Regions from separate parts of the Homo sapiens genome. Here all the other regions are linked to region 1. A link is an interaction called in ENCODE POLR2A ChIA-PET data of the cell type or tissue named here. Cell type or tissue: OCI-LY7. All regions are shown on one strand. Region 1 has its middle 14 kb from the start of TRV-TAC3-1. Region 2 overlaps TASOR2 (transcription activation suppressor family member 2). Region 3 overlaps FBH1 (F-box DNA helicase 1).

Region 1 (4,000 bases):
GGAAGCCTCCCCAGAAGCTGTTGCCGGTGCTATGCGACCTGTACAGCCTGCAGAACCGTGAGCCAATTGAACCTTGTTTTCTATAAATTATGCAGTCTCAGGTATTTCTTCATAGCAATGAGAGAACAGACTAATATAGAAGACAACACCATGAGTTGGAGAAGAGCATTCCAGCTCACGCCATGGCCTCAGGGGCATCCTACTCTTGATTTTCTTTGATGTATACATGAAGGGGATGGTGGCAGAAACACTTTCAATGAATTTGTGCTCTTGGAGTCACCTTTACATCAATTCGAGGGGGAAATGCCGTGATTAAGCCATTCGCTAAGTAAAGCTGTCAAATAGCAGCTTCTGGTGCATGTAGACCAGGCAGTCACATTTGGTGATTTAGGGGCTGTGTGAAGACCCCGCGCCTACCGTTAAACAATCTATCCAAATCACTCCCATCTCTACAAATATACGACAGCTGCCACAGAAATCTCTTGTTTTCGCTCTGGAGGGAGAATGCCTCCAGTAACTGGTTTACTTATAGGGCCAGCTTATTAAACTTACAGTTTACTTATTTATTTTTATTTGTTTGTTTTGGTTTTTGTTTTGTTATTGTTGTTTTTTGAACTTACAGTATAAAAAACAGTAACTCAGACATTTGAATCCTGCCCCACCACTAATCAGCTTCTTGCCTTGGCCAATCCCAACCTGAGTCAGTACCCTTATTCGTACAATGGATTTAGTAACACCTGCTTTATGCAGTAATTACAAAGGTTAAAATAATCCATACCTGTTAAATAACTGGCCAGTGCTTGGCCAAAATAGAATCCCCAAATAGTTTGAATCTGTGTCACGAGACTCTGACAGCACAGGGCACTGATGCACAGAAAGGGTGTCATTGTGTCACTGAAGAGGTGTGATTGATGGGCGGGGTCTGGTGTTTATTTGCAGCACCAGAGAGGGGGCCTCCCACCGAGGAAGGAAATGCCAGAAATAAAGGGGCAATGAGGGGGCGTGAGGGTGAGGACATGACCCGCGTCACCAGGGCAGTCGTGGGCTGAAGCCTTTCTGTATGTCCTCCTGCCCCCCGGTCACCTGCAGCGAGTGAGACCTTCCAGGGCCACATGACATGAACCGTGGGAACAGCACCTTCACTAGGCTGTGCCTGACTTTCGAAGGGGTTTTCAGGAGAGCTTTGGACAAAGCGTGGAGGCACGAATTCTCAAAAAATCCAAATGAGGGCCCCAGAGCCACTGGCCTCCCCACTTTCTGCAGCAGGACCTGGGTGGACACTGGTGCCCACAGACCCCCCAGACAGGACACGAGGTGCCCCGCGAGGTGGAAATACATCTTCTTCCCGCCTCACAGTGCAGCAGAGAAGCACTGACTTTCTAGCTGCTTTAGCCACACACAATGGCACCTCTGTTCCTGTCCAGTGAGCTTGCTGCCTCCAGGGACACTGCCGGGGCCCATCGTGGCCATGCCGGGAACATGCAGTCCTTTGATAATCGCCCTTTATCCCGGCCTCTAAATCAAAGCGGCAAACATGCTGACAACAACTCCAGCAAACGCAACCGATGCTTTCAGGTCTGACCCTGAAACGGAGACCCACCTCCGTGGGGAGAAGCACACGCTTCTCTGGGCTGTAGGCTCGACGGAAACAGGAACTGCGGGCCCTGCACACAGCTGCGCTCGCCGGGGCAGCTCAGACTCACATCCCCAGGGGGATGCGAGTTATCCAGAACGGCGTTCCTGACCCCCAGAGGGGTGAGTCACCCCGGCCCGCCTTTCCACGTGCTGTGTGAAGCCTGTGGACAACTTCAGATGCCTTGTTGTTTTTTTATCGAGGTGAAATTCAAGTAACGTAAAATGAACCATTTAAAGTGAAAAATTCGGGCCGGGTGCAGTGGCTCACACCTGTAATCCCAGCACTTTGGGAGACCGAGGTGGGAGGATCGTTTGAGCCCAGGAGTTCGAGACCAGCCTGGACAACATAGTGAGACCCTGTCCCCGAAAAAAGAAAAACAAAATTAGCCGGGCATGGTAGTGTGCACCTGTGTTCCCAGCTACTCCGGAGGCTGAGGTGGGAGGATGGCTTAAGCCTGGTGGGGGTTGAGGCTGCAATGAGCTATGATTGTCCCACTGCACTCCCAGCCTGGGTGACAGAGAGAGGCCCTGTCTCAAAAAAAAACTAAAATAAATAAATAAATAAAAGGAATAATTCAGTGGCATTTAAAACATTCACTGTTCTGCAGGCACCACCGCTATCTAGCTCCAAAGTGTTCTCCTCACCCCAAATACAACCCCGCACCCATGTGCAGTCACTCTTCATTCTCCCCTCCCAGACTGTGACGGCAACGTGCCAGGGACTGTGCTCAGGGCAGAAGCACAGTGGTCAACACAGCGGTTGCAGTCCCTGCCAACATGGGGTCCAGTCTAACGTGACATCCAGATACAAAACAACTGGAAATGGCACGTGTTACAGGAGCCTATGACAGAAGTGCTAAGCAGGGGCCGGGCGCCGTGGCTCACGCCTGTAATCCCAACACTTTAGGAGGCCGAGGAGGGTCAGGGGTTCAAGACCAGCCTGGCCAACATGGTGAAACTCAGTCGGTACTAAAAATACAAAAATTAGCCAGGCGTGGTGGTGCACGCCTTTAATCCCAGCTACTCAGGAGGCTGAGGCAGGAGAATCACTTGAACCCAGGAGGCAGAGGTTGCAGTGAGCCGAGATTGTGCCACTGCACTCCAGCTTGGGTGACAAAGCGAGACTCCGTCTCAAAAAGAAAAAAAAAAACACTGCTGAGCGGGTCCAAGCTCAGAGTTCCCATACGATGCCCTGCTGAGGTGGGCTTGACGGTCATCCCCATTCTCCAGATGAACAAACTGGAATCTTGAGAGGTTAAATGCCCTGCTCAAGGTTAGACCACCAATAAATGGCAAAGTTGGGATTCAAACAAAGGTCCCTGTGACATCCACCAAGTTGCTTTCTGTCTCTATGGATTTAATTATCCCGTACATTTCATATCAATGGAATCACACAATATGTGACCTTTTGTGTCTGGCTTCTGTTATTTTAATATTGCAAAGGTTCATCCATGATGTAGCATACTTTAATGCTCGATTCCCTTTTTTTCTTTTTTTATCAGAGTCTCGCTCTGTCACCCAGGCTAGAGTGCAGTGGCGCGATCTTGGCTCACTGCAAGCTCCGCCTCCCGGGTTCACGCCATTCTTCTGCCTCAGCCTCCCGAGTAGCTGGGACTACAGGCGCCCGCCACCATGCCCGGCTAATTTTTTGTATTTTTAATAGAGACGGGGTTTCACTCTGTTAGCCAGGATGGCCTTGATCTCTGACCCCGTGATCCGGCCACCTCGGCCTCCCAAAGTGCTGGGATTACAGGTGTGAGCCACCGCGCCCAGCCTCGATTCCCTTTTATAACTGAATCCTATTTCATTGTATGGATGGACACACTTTGTTTCTTCGCTCATCTGCGGATGCACATTTGGCTTGTTTTCCTTTTGGTTTCTGTTGACAGTGTTGCTATGAACATTGGTGCACAGTATCTGTTTGAGTCCCTGCTTTTAATTCTTTAGGAGTGGGATGCTGGATCATAGGATGATTTTGTTTGTTTGTTTGTTTGTTTTGAGACAGGGTCTTGCTCTGTCCCCCAAGCTGGAGTGCAGCGGTGTGATCACGGTTCACTGCAGCCTTGACCTCCCGAGCTCTGGGGATCCTCTCACCTCAGCCCCACAAGTAGTTGGGACTGCAGGCATATGCCACCATGCCTGGCTAATTTTTTGTAATTTTTGTAGAAACAGGGTTTCATCATGTTGCCCAGGCTGGTCTCAAACTCCTGGGCTCTAGCCATCTGCCACCCCATCCTCTCAGTGCTGGGATTACAGGTGTGAGCCACTGCAGCCAGCCTGAGCATCTTTTCATGTGCTTGTTGGCCATTGGTATATCTTTTTTGAGAAATGTCCACTCAAGTTCTTTGCGCAGTTTTTAGTTGGA
Region 2 (4,000 bases), 110 kb after region 1:
TCTTTCTCTGAATTCTCACTCTCTGTGAGATAGTAACATCTAGTAATAGATGAGGGAGAAAGTAGAATCAGGAAAACCAGACAGAAAACTCATAGAAAGATAGGAGAGAATGAAGTCTCTCCGTTAAACAAAACAAAAAAAATACACACACACCACAAAAAAATCAATACCAAAGGGAAAAAAAATTAAGGAAAGTAGATCCAGGAGGAAAGCTGGTATTTGTCTCACTAAGGTGACAACAAAACTTTCTAGTACAGAGGTTATATCTAGCAGTTGAAAATACAAAACTGGAGCAGTTCATGTGACTAAACTTGATTCTTTACTTAAGCAAAGTTAAATCAGTAAAACTACTTTTAAAATTAATGCCTTTTAAAACCAAATACAGGATTCTCAGCCAGGCATGGTAGCTCATGCCTGTAATCCTAACACTTTGGGAGGCTGAGCCAGGCAGGATCACTTGAGCTCAGGAGTTCAAGACCAGCCTAGGCAACATGGTGAAACCCCGTCTCTCTCTCTTTTTTTTTTTTCTGAGACGGAGTCTCGCTCTGTCGCCCAGACTGGAGTGCAGTGGCGCGATCTCGGCTCACCACAACCTCTGCCCCCCAGGTTCAAGCGATTCTCCTGCCTCAGCCTCCCGAGTAGCTGGGATTACAGGCATGTGCCACCACGCCTGGCTAATTTTGTATTTTTAGTAGAGACAGGGTTTCTCCATGTTGGTCAGGCTGGTCTGGAACTCCTGACCTCAAGATCCACCCACCTCGGCCTCACAAAGTGCTGGGATTACAGGCGTGAGACACCGCGCCTGGCCAAAACCTGGTCTCTGTAAAAAAATACAAAAAAATTAGCTGAGCATGGTGGTACGTGCTTGTAGTCCCAGCTATTTGAGGGGGCTGAGGTGGGAGGAGCCCTTGAGCCCAGGAGGTCAAGGTTGCAGTGATTGTAAAGTGAGACCCTGTCTCTAAATAAATAAAACTAAATACAGGATTCTGGATTACTGACAGTTTTGGACAGTCTGTTTATAATTCCCTTTAGATAAACTTATAATCTTCTATTTTTATAATTGATAATGGTCTAGAAAAATAATGCCAGATACTACTTGCTTCTGCATTTAGTCATAAATAAGGCCATTTATACTTTAATGCTTGTAGACAATTCATGTTCAGGCTTTTTGCAAAGTAAAAAGTAGGCTCTATGTTTTTGAAGGTTTGAGCTTTTGTACCTTCCTAATTTATTTACATTAGGAAACCAGTTTACTTAGTTTTTTTAATGTCTGAACTGAAAAACACAGAAAAAATTATTGGGACATTGCAACTGCTCTTACACTATTTCAATAAATTATCTTGCACTCTCTGTTAGATCTGTATTGGGGTGTTTAAATTTATAGGAAGAGTATTTCTTACCAGGTTGTAGCTGCTTTCTGTTTCTGGGGTTCTCATTGCCTTTTACTATATTTACTCTCTGTTTTTGTGGAGATTTCTTCACAGGTGGCTTAGCCCTTGGAACAGTTTTGACTGGAGATTTCTCTTGTTTCCTTGCCCTTTTAGCATTTGTTGGCACTGGAACATCTTTAGAAATAGGAGCTTCTTGGTTTTTCCTATCCAATTTGGTTTTCTGTACAAACTGTGCAGTCAGCACTTCCGCACCTTATGTAGAAAAGACATCATTTTTGTAAGGGGTAGGGGCCCAGATACTTAGCATAGCTTTTCCATTTTTTGTTTTGTTTTGTTTTTATTTTGGGGACAGTAACTTTAGTAATGGGGAATAAACTATGAAGTTTCAGGTATTTAATTAAAAGATTTTAACAAATCAAAAGTTAAACATTCTCACATAAATATAATATGAACTTGCTAAGTGTCTGCCTATATCCCTATCAGATGAAGAAGAAAAAGATCAGAGTAATAACTTTGTAACAACTGAAAAAAAAAGAAAAACAAACAAACAAACAAAACTTTGGGCTGGGAGTGGTGGCTCACACTTGTAATCCCAGTATGTTGGGGGGCCATGACGGACGGACTGCTTGAGCCCAGGAGTAGGAGACCAACCTGGGCAACATGGCAAGACACTGTACAAAAAAATAAACAAATTAGCAAGGAGTGGTGGCATGTGCCCATAGTCCCAGCTATTCGAGAGGCTGGGGTGGGAGGATAACTGGAGCCCACACCACTGTACTCCAGGCTGGGCAAGAGTGAGACCCTGTCTCAAAAAAAAAAAAAAAAAAAAAAAAAAAAAATCTTCATAACCTTTCCTGACTAATGTGACAGGTAAGACTGAATATGCTAGATCACAGCCCCAGGATATAGATATTTCTGTTTAAACAAACAGCAGCACAGCTTCCATAAGGTGAAGTGGTTAAAACTATAACCACACTGCAGAGAAGAGTTGTATAGACAGCAATATATTTGGAGAGCCATATTATATATTTTACGTTACTACTTGTAAACATCTAAATTTTAATACCATCTGAAAAACAATCTTTTAAAAGATGGGAAGCCTGAGGAAAGTGTGCACCTGGTTTTATTTCTAACAAATCTGCTATCTTACACAATGATGACTCTTAGAAGCGCTCTGGGAAGCCTGAGGAAAGTGTGCACCTGGTTTTATTTCTAACAAATCTACTATCTTACACAATGGTGTCTCTTAGAAGCGCTCTGCTTTGCTTCTCACATGGCATAAAAATAGCTAAAGGTGGAGCTAAAGGATGGGAAGAAAAAGGAAATACTAAACACCTGCTTATAATGCACAACAGAAAGTGTTTCAATCTTTTAAGAGTTAAAATTAAGCCTCAAAGATATCATATGAAATAATCACACATTTAATGTTGGCAAATATTTTTAAATTACATTATACAGAAGACGCTACTTCTCACTAAGGACACTAAAAATGATATTAAACAGTTTAAGAAACTGATCAGTGTTAGTGAAATGTAGGAGAAAAAAGGAGACCCATTTCATTTCATTCTTTTGGGGGTTAGCGAAATGAATAGTTTTAAAAATGTTTTCAGAATATCTTAATGCTGTACATTTCAAGTCTGATTATCTTCCTCCCTACCAAATTATTATATTAATAAGTACTAAAGCAGCGTATTTTTTTTTAACAATAAGACTTCTTATTACACTCTAATTACATTTTCTAAAATCTTCAGCATAGGGAAGAGCAAAATAAAAATAAATCAGGAAAACAGTTAAGACTAAATTAAAAAGAAAAAGATTAGACAACCAAGACCCAGGGGGAAACTTTCTAATATTTGTACAAACAGAAAAGGAAGATATTCCCAAGTACTCCCAGGTGTTGGGAGAAAAAAGAAAAATGAAACAAAGTGATCCTGCATAGATTGTTTTGTTTACATGTAACATTCAATACCATGCTTCTCAAACTGAATGCAATTAATCCACTGGTGGGTTGTAAAATAAATTCAATGTGTCACAACTAGAATTCTTTCTTTTTTTTTGAGATGCAGTCTTGCTCTGTCACCCAGGCTGGAGTGCAGTGCAGCTCACTGCAACCTCTCCCTCCCAGGTTCAAGAGATTCTCGTGTCTCAGCCTCCCAAGTTGCTGGGATTACAGGCAAGTGCCCCCATACCTGGCTATTTTTTGTGTTTTTAGTAGAGACGGGGTTTCACCATGTTGGCCAGGCAGGTCTCGAACTCCTGGCCTCAAGTGATCCACCCGCCTCAGCCTCCCAAAGTGTTAGGATTATAGGCATGAGCCACCACACCCAGCCCAGAACTCTTAAATGAAACAGAATAGAAGGTATCAGACTGTATTACACATAATTTTTTTTTGAAATTTTTGTTCCAGTCATGTATGAACTTGTAGGTACCGGAATATAATATCAAACATATTTCTTACAGTGGATATAATTAAAAACATCTGAGAAACAGTGACAATTTATGTTGAGTTATAGATAACTGATTCAATACCTTAAATTGGTTCATGCAGAACAGTATGGTTGGCCTGGAATCTGTTTTACAGATAGTTGTATAGTCTGGTGCACTGCTTT
Region 3 (4,000 bases), 56 kb before region 1:
TATACTACAGAACTGCTCCCACAGGGAGACCTCCCTGGTAGCTCACAACAGACTGATGACAGAACATCAAAAATGTTCAGTCCCAAAGGGAACTGCTTTGGAAAAGGTAATATGAACAGGATAGATTTTTATTTATGTATTTATCTCAGAAAATACGTCTGAATCCAAAATGCTTGTTGCGAAGATTAAGTGTTTGCAGAAATCTAACAAAGACACAGGAGTAACAGAAAGTGCTAATGGGAGTGTTGGAACACTGTGTTCTGCTTCAAGGGAGTCCCGGTATATTCCAATATGTTCTGGCATGAAGCCACCCTGGGAGGAACTGAGGTTCGGTACCGGGGGAGGGGCGCTTAGACTGGTGATCTGGCCTCTGTGCACTAAGATAAGTAACCTATATAACTGGAATGGCGTTACCAGCCATAGTTTGGCTGGCGGGAGAGCTGGTACTTTTATTGGATTTTTATTAACACTTTTATTGGATTCCCCACCCCTTGGACTTATTGGATATATGTATCAAAAATAACTTTTCTAACGTCAGCTGGAGGTCAGGAAAACTAACCTGTATCTCTGGTCTCAGAGAGAGGTGCTGTGATGCTCTGAACTGGGAGCCAGGAGCCCTGTGTCCACCTCCTCCGCAGGAGCCCTGTGTCCACCTCCTCTGCAATTACACGCTTTACACTTAATGTTCCCTTAAAGCCCCTCCGAGGCTGTGGGGTGCAGGAGAAGACCCACACTTGGCAGGTATATTCATCGCCAAAGCCTTGCTTATGAAAACGAGGATTATAATAACCTGCCATGCTGAATTCAGAGAATGAGACAATATATATGTAAGTACTCAAGCCACCCACATTGAGGGTGACAACACCTATCTCTAAATCTATGTCAACACCTAGCAACAGAAACGTCAGAAGAAATATGTGACTACCACACCAATCTGAGGGTCTCCTAAGGCACATCAGTTTTAATAGCATTAATGTTCTTGCTAAATGGTTAAAAATAAAACCAAAACACTACACTAGAATTCTAATCACCCTTCTATTCTTATTAATATACCTTTTTAAAAAGCAGTTCAAAAATAACTTTATCAAAATAAGAATGCTCAAATGCTACTTCTTCCATAAAAATCCTCCTTCCCTGAGTCACGCAAAGCTCATGGTATGCCTCCCTCTCTACACAGCAAGTGCACTTTACACCTCCTGTAAAGGGCATTTACTGTTAGAAGCTGCTTGTGATTCTTTAGGGAATGAAATTATCTGTGGTGAATGACCACAGATAAAGGGAAGCTGTGTCTAAACTAGGGGTTCTTGTGGGTGCAGAGAGATTAGAATCACTTACGGGGCTTTGCAAACTCTACAAGGCCCCCAGAGTTGTTGAAATTGGTCTCCTACACACCAAATTCGGCATCTGTGCTCCCACCCTTGGACACTCTCTTCCACAATAACCAACAGAAATGTGTTAGAGCCCTCAGGTGTCAGGGTAGAAAAACCAGAATGTACACAAACCATTTTGTCAAATGAATATTCCCTAGGCTTAAGTAAGCTCATTCCCACACTGCCTTTTCTGTGACGGCTTTCTAACAGTGTGACTTCTCTGTCCTCCACCCCAGGGGTCCCCATTCCAGGACCCACCTCTCTTTGCTAACCCTCAGCTTTTAGCCCTACCCCAGCAATTCCTGGCCTTTGCTGACTTTGAAGTGGTCAGATCTGGAGTTTAGCCCTCCACCACCCCTCAAATCTCTTCACCTTGATGACAGTCTATCCCCTCCCAGCCCACTCTGACCCACTCCATGCCCTGGTGAGGTCCCCCGATGGAGATGAGACCCTTATCAGTCTCCCCTGAACGAGTCCTTACAAGAACTCTGCTACGGGGAACTAAAAGGAAGGGACCACGTCTATCCCCTCATTCCTCAAAGTGCACAAGGGGGAAACAAGAGACACTCCTGCAGTCGCAGAGTGAGAACTGCGTGTCTGCCACTCCTCCCCTATGCTTTCATTTGCCTGGCTTCTTTTTTTAATCTTCTTTATTGAAAACAACTTACAAAACAAGTCACAGAAAGTGAAACTGAGTGTTTCAGGTTTTGCTGCAAAGAATGTTGTTGCTCTTCTCCCTGAGCACACAGCTGGGCTATACTTCCCAGTCCTGCGTGCAGGTGGATGTCGCCTTACCGCTGGGTGCCAGCCAATGCAATGGGAACAGCAGCAGCACACGCCTCTTCCAGACCTGCCCTCCACTCTTCTCCTCTTCCCCTTAACTGGGAAGCTGATTCCCAGGACATCCTTAGAAGCCGGGTGTTCAAAATAGAAGAGCCTCCAGCAGCCTCAATCCTCGGACTACTGCTTTAAAAAGAACCCTCCCTCCCCACACCTACACACACAAACTCCAACCACCACCATGACCTGTAGCCTCCTTAGATTGTTATGGGATTGAAAAATAAACGTCTATTGTGAGGCCATTACATGTCTGGATCTATTTGTCACTGCAGCAAAGCTTACCCTAACCATTCAGGATCATTTGAAATGGATACCAAATAATTTCCTTTCTTCCTCTACCTTTACTAATCAGAATTCATACCAAAAAGTCCTTTAAAACTTTTAGGTTACAGACCTAAATGGACAAGATGAAGACAATAAGTACCTAGAATTCCTGGAAGTAAATATTATTATTAAATAATTGCTTTTTCAAAAAAAAATCAAGTTGACTCGCTAGTACAAGGTACCTGACTGGAGAAACTGCTACAATACCATACCCAACTTTAACAAAGATCCACAGAGGGCAGTTTTGCTAATCTGGACAATTTTGGAGTCAGCTAACCGCCCTGGTCAGTTTCCCACATGCCTCTTACTTTCAGCGTGCTCTGTGAAGACCAGCAAGTGGGCACTCGTCCTCTGGCATCTCCTGTGGAGATGGCCCAGGGGCCCTGCGCAATGTAGCCCATTATCACATGACTCAGGCACTTGACAGGTCCAATGGCAGCCTGTGAAACGGGAATGGCCCAATTTCAACAGTTAACTGTGTTATCTCTCAACTCCAGCACCATAAAAGTATTCACTCAAGCCAGGAAGCACTTCGCAGGAATAAAACCGCCCTGTACACCCGAGATACTTGTAACAATTCTTTGTGTAAGTGTGCATTTAACATGTGTCTTATATGAATTATTGTTTTTAATTGCACTGTATTACATATTATATTAATAACAATTATTTGTATAAGTCTGTATTTAATACGTCTTCCATCCCAGACTAAAAGCTCTCTGCTCTAGTGGGAAGGAGTAGAGAGGTACTCACACCCAGCATGTAACACACATTGCTTCATAAACAATTCCTGATTAAACGAACAAATGTGCAGCTGCAGCACTTCTTCTGAAGTGTGGGCTGTCTTCCTTGGCTTTGAAGCTCTCAACTCTCCCAGAGCTCCTAAGTGCTTTACAGCTTTTGCAGTTCTTTCCTATATTCTCGTCTGACCCTCAAAGCAATCCTACAATTGTGCCATGATTAAGCTGGGGCTCAGAGAGGACTTGCCTGAAGTCACCTCGTAGCTCATGAGTGATGGTGCCAACACAAGAACCCGGGTCTCCTGACTCCCCTAGTCCAGTGCACTTCCTACTGTGACATTCTTCACTCTGTATCTAGACACCTTGAAAGCAGCTTCTGAAAACCTCAAGTTTAATTTCCATATTACATTTTTTTAAAATCATTGTGAAATGTCAGAACCAAAGAAATTGAGAAGTATTTGGAAAACATAACTATAAGGAAAATACCACTAAATGCTGTAGACCCGAAATGGAAAAACTTCAAAATATTGTGTCCCCATTAGCTCTAAAAGAAACGAATGCAGAAAGCAAGCAAAATAGAGCTCCAGCTCCTTTCCCAGGTATTCACTGACGCAGAGCCAGGCTACCACAGCCTGCTTCTCCAGAAATCCAAAAGTTCCCAGGCAGTAAGCTCAATCTCCCCGGGATCCTCTCACATCTGAGACACCTGTGACTCCCTTGGAGACAGCA

What was found. ChIA-PET counts read pairs that join two places held together with the same protein. Peaks named below come from ENCODE experiments on the same cell type or tissue, not always from the same donor. Only the 100,000 strongest peaks of a DNase experiment are listed, where the experiment ranks them.
Region 2: POLR2A ChIA-PET joins it to region 1 with 5 read pairs; 3 of 35 experiments call an interaction of 5 or more read pairs at or near these places.
Region 3: POLR2A ChIA-PET joins it to region 1 with 6 read pairs; 13 of 35 experiments call an interaction of 5 or more read pairs at or near these places.

Annotation. Positions count from the first base shown.
Region 1 is chr10:5,838,124-5,842,123 of GRCh38, reverse strand. No RefSeq gene overlaps it. Among named protein-coding and RNA genes, the nearest start is that of TRV-TAC3-1, 14 kb to the left of the region's middle. RefSeq lists enhancers at 1,081-1,130, 1,411-1,590, 1,801-2,100. In OCI-LY7, no CTCF peak of the experiment used is centred here; DNase peaks (open chromatin) are centred at 993 and 1,673; H3K4me3 peaks cover 2,133 bases; H3K27ac peaks cover 2,584 bases.
Region 2 is chr10:5,732,947-5,736,946 of GRCh38, reverse strand. It overlaps TASOR2 (transcription activation suppressor family member 2), which reads right to left. Exons shown (of 22, transcript NM_001321783.2): 13 at 1,401-1,643. Among named protein-coding and RNA genes, the nearest start is that of TASOR2, 50 kb to the right of the region's middle. In OCI-LY7, no CTCF peak of the experiment used is centred here; no DNase peak of the experiment used is centred here; H3K27ac peaks cover 356 bases.
Region 3 is chr10:5,894,030-5,898,029 of GRCh38, reverse strand. All of the region lies in intron 1 of FBH1 (F-box DNA helicase 1), which reads right to left. Among named protein-coding and RNA genes, the nearest start is that of FBH1, 5.8 kb to the right of the region's middle. In OCI-LY7, no CTCF peak of the experiment used is centred here; a DNase peak (open chromatin) is centred at 2,059; H3K4me3 peaks cover 523 bases; H3K27ac peaks cover 1,484 bases.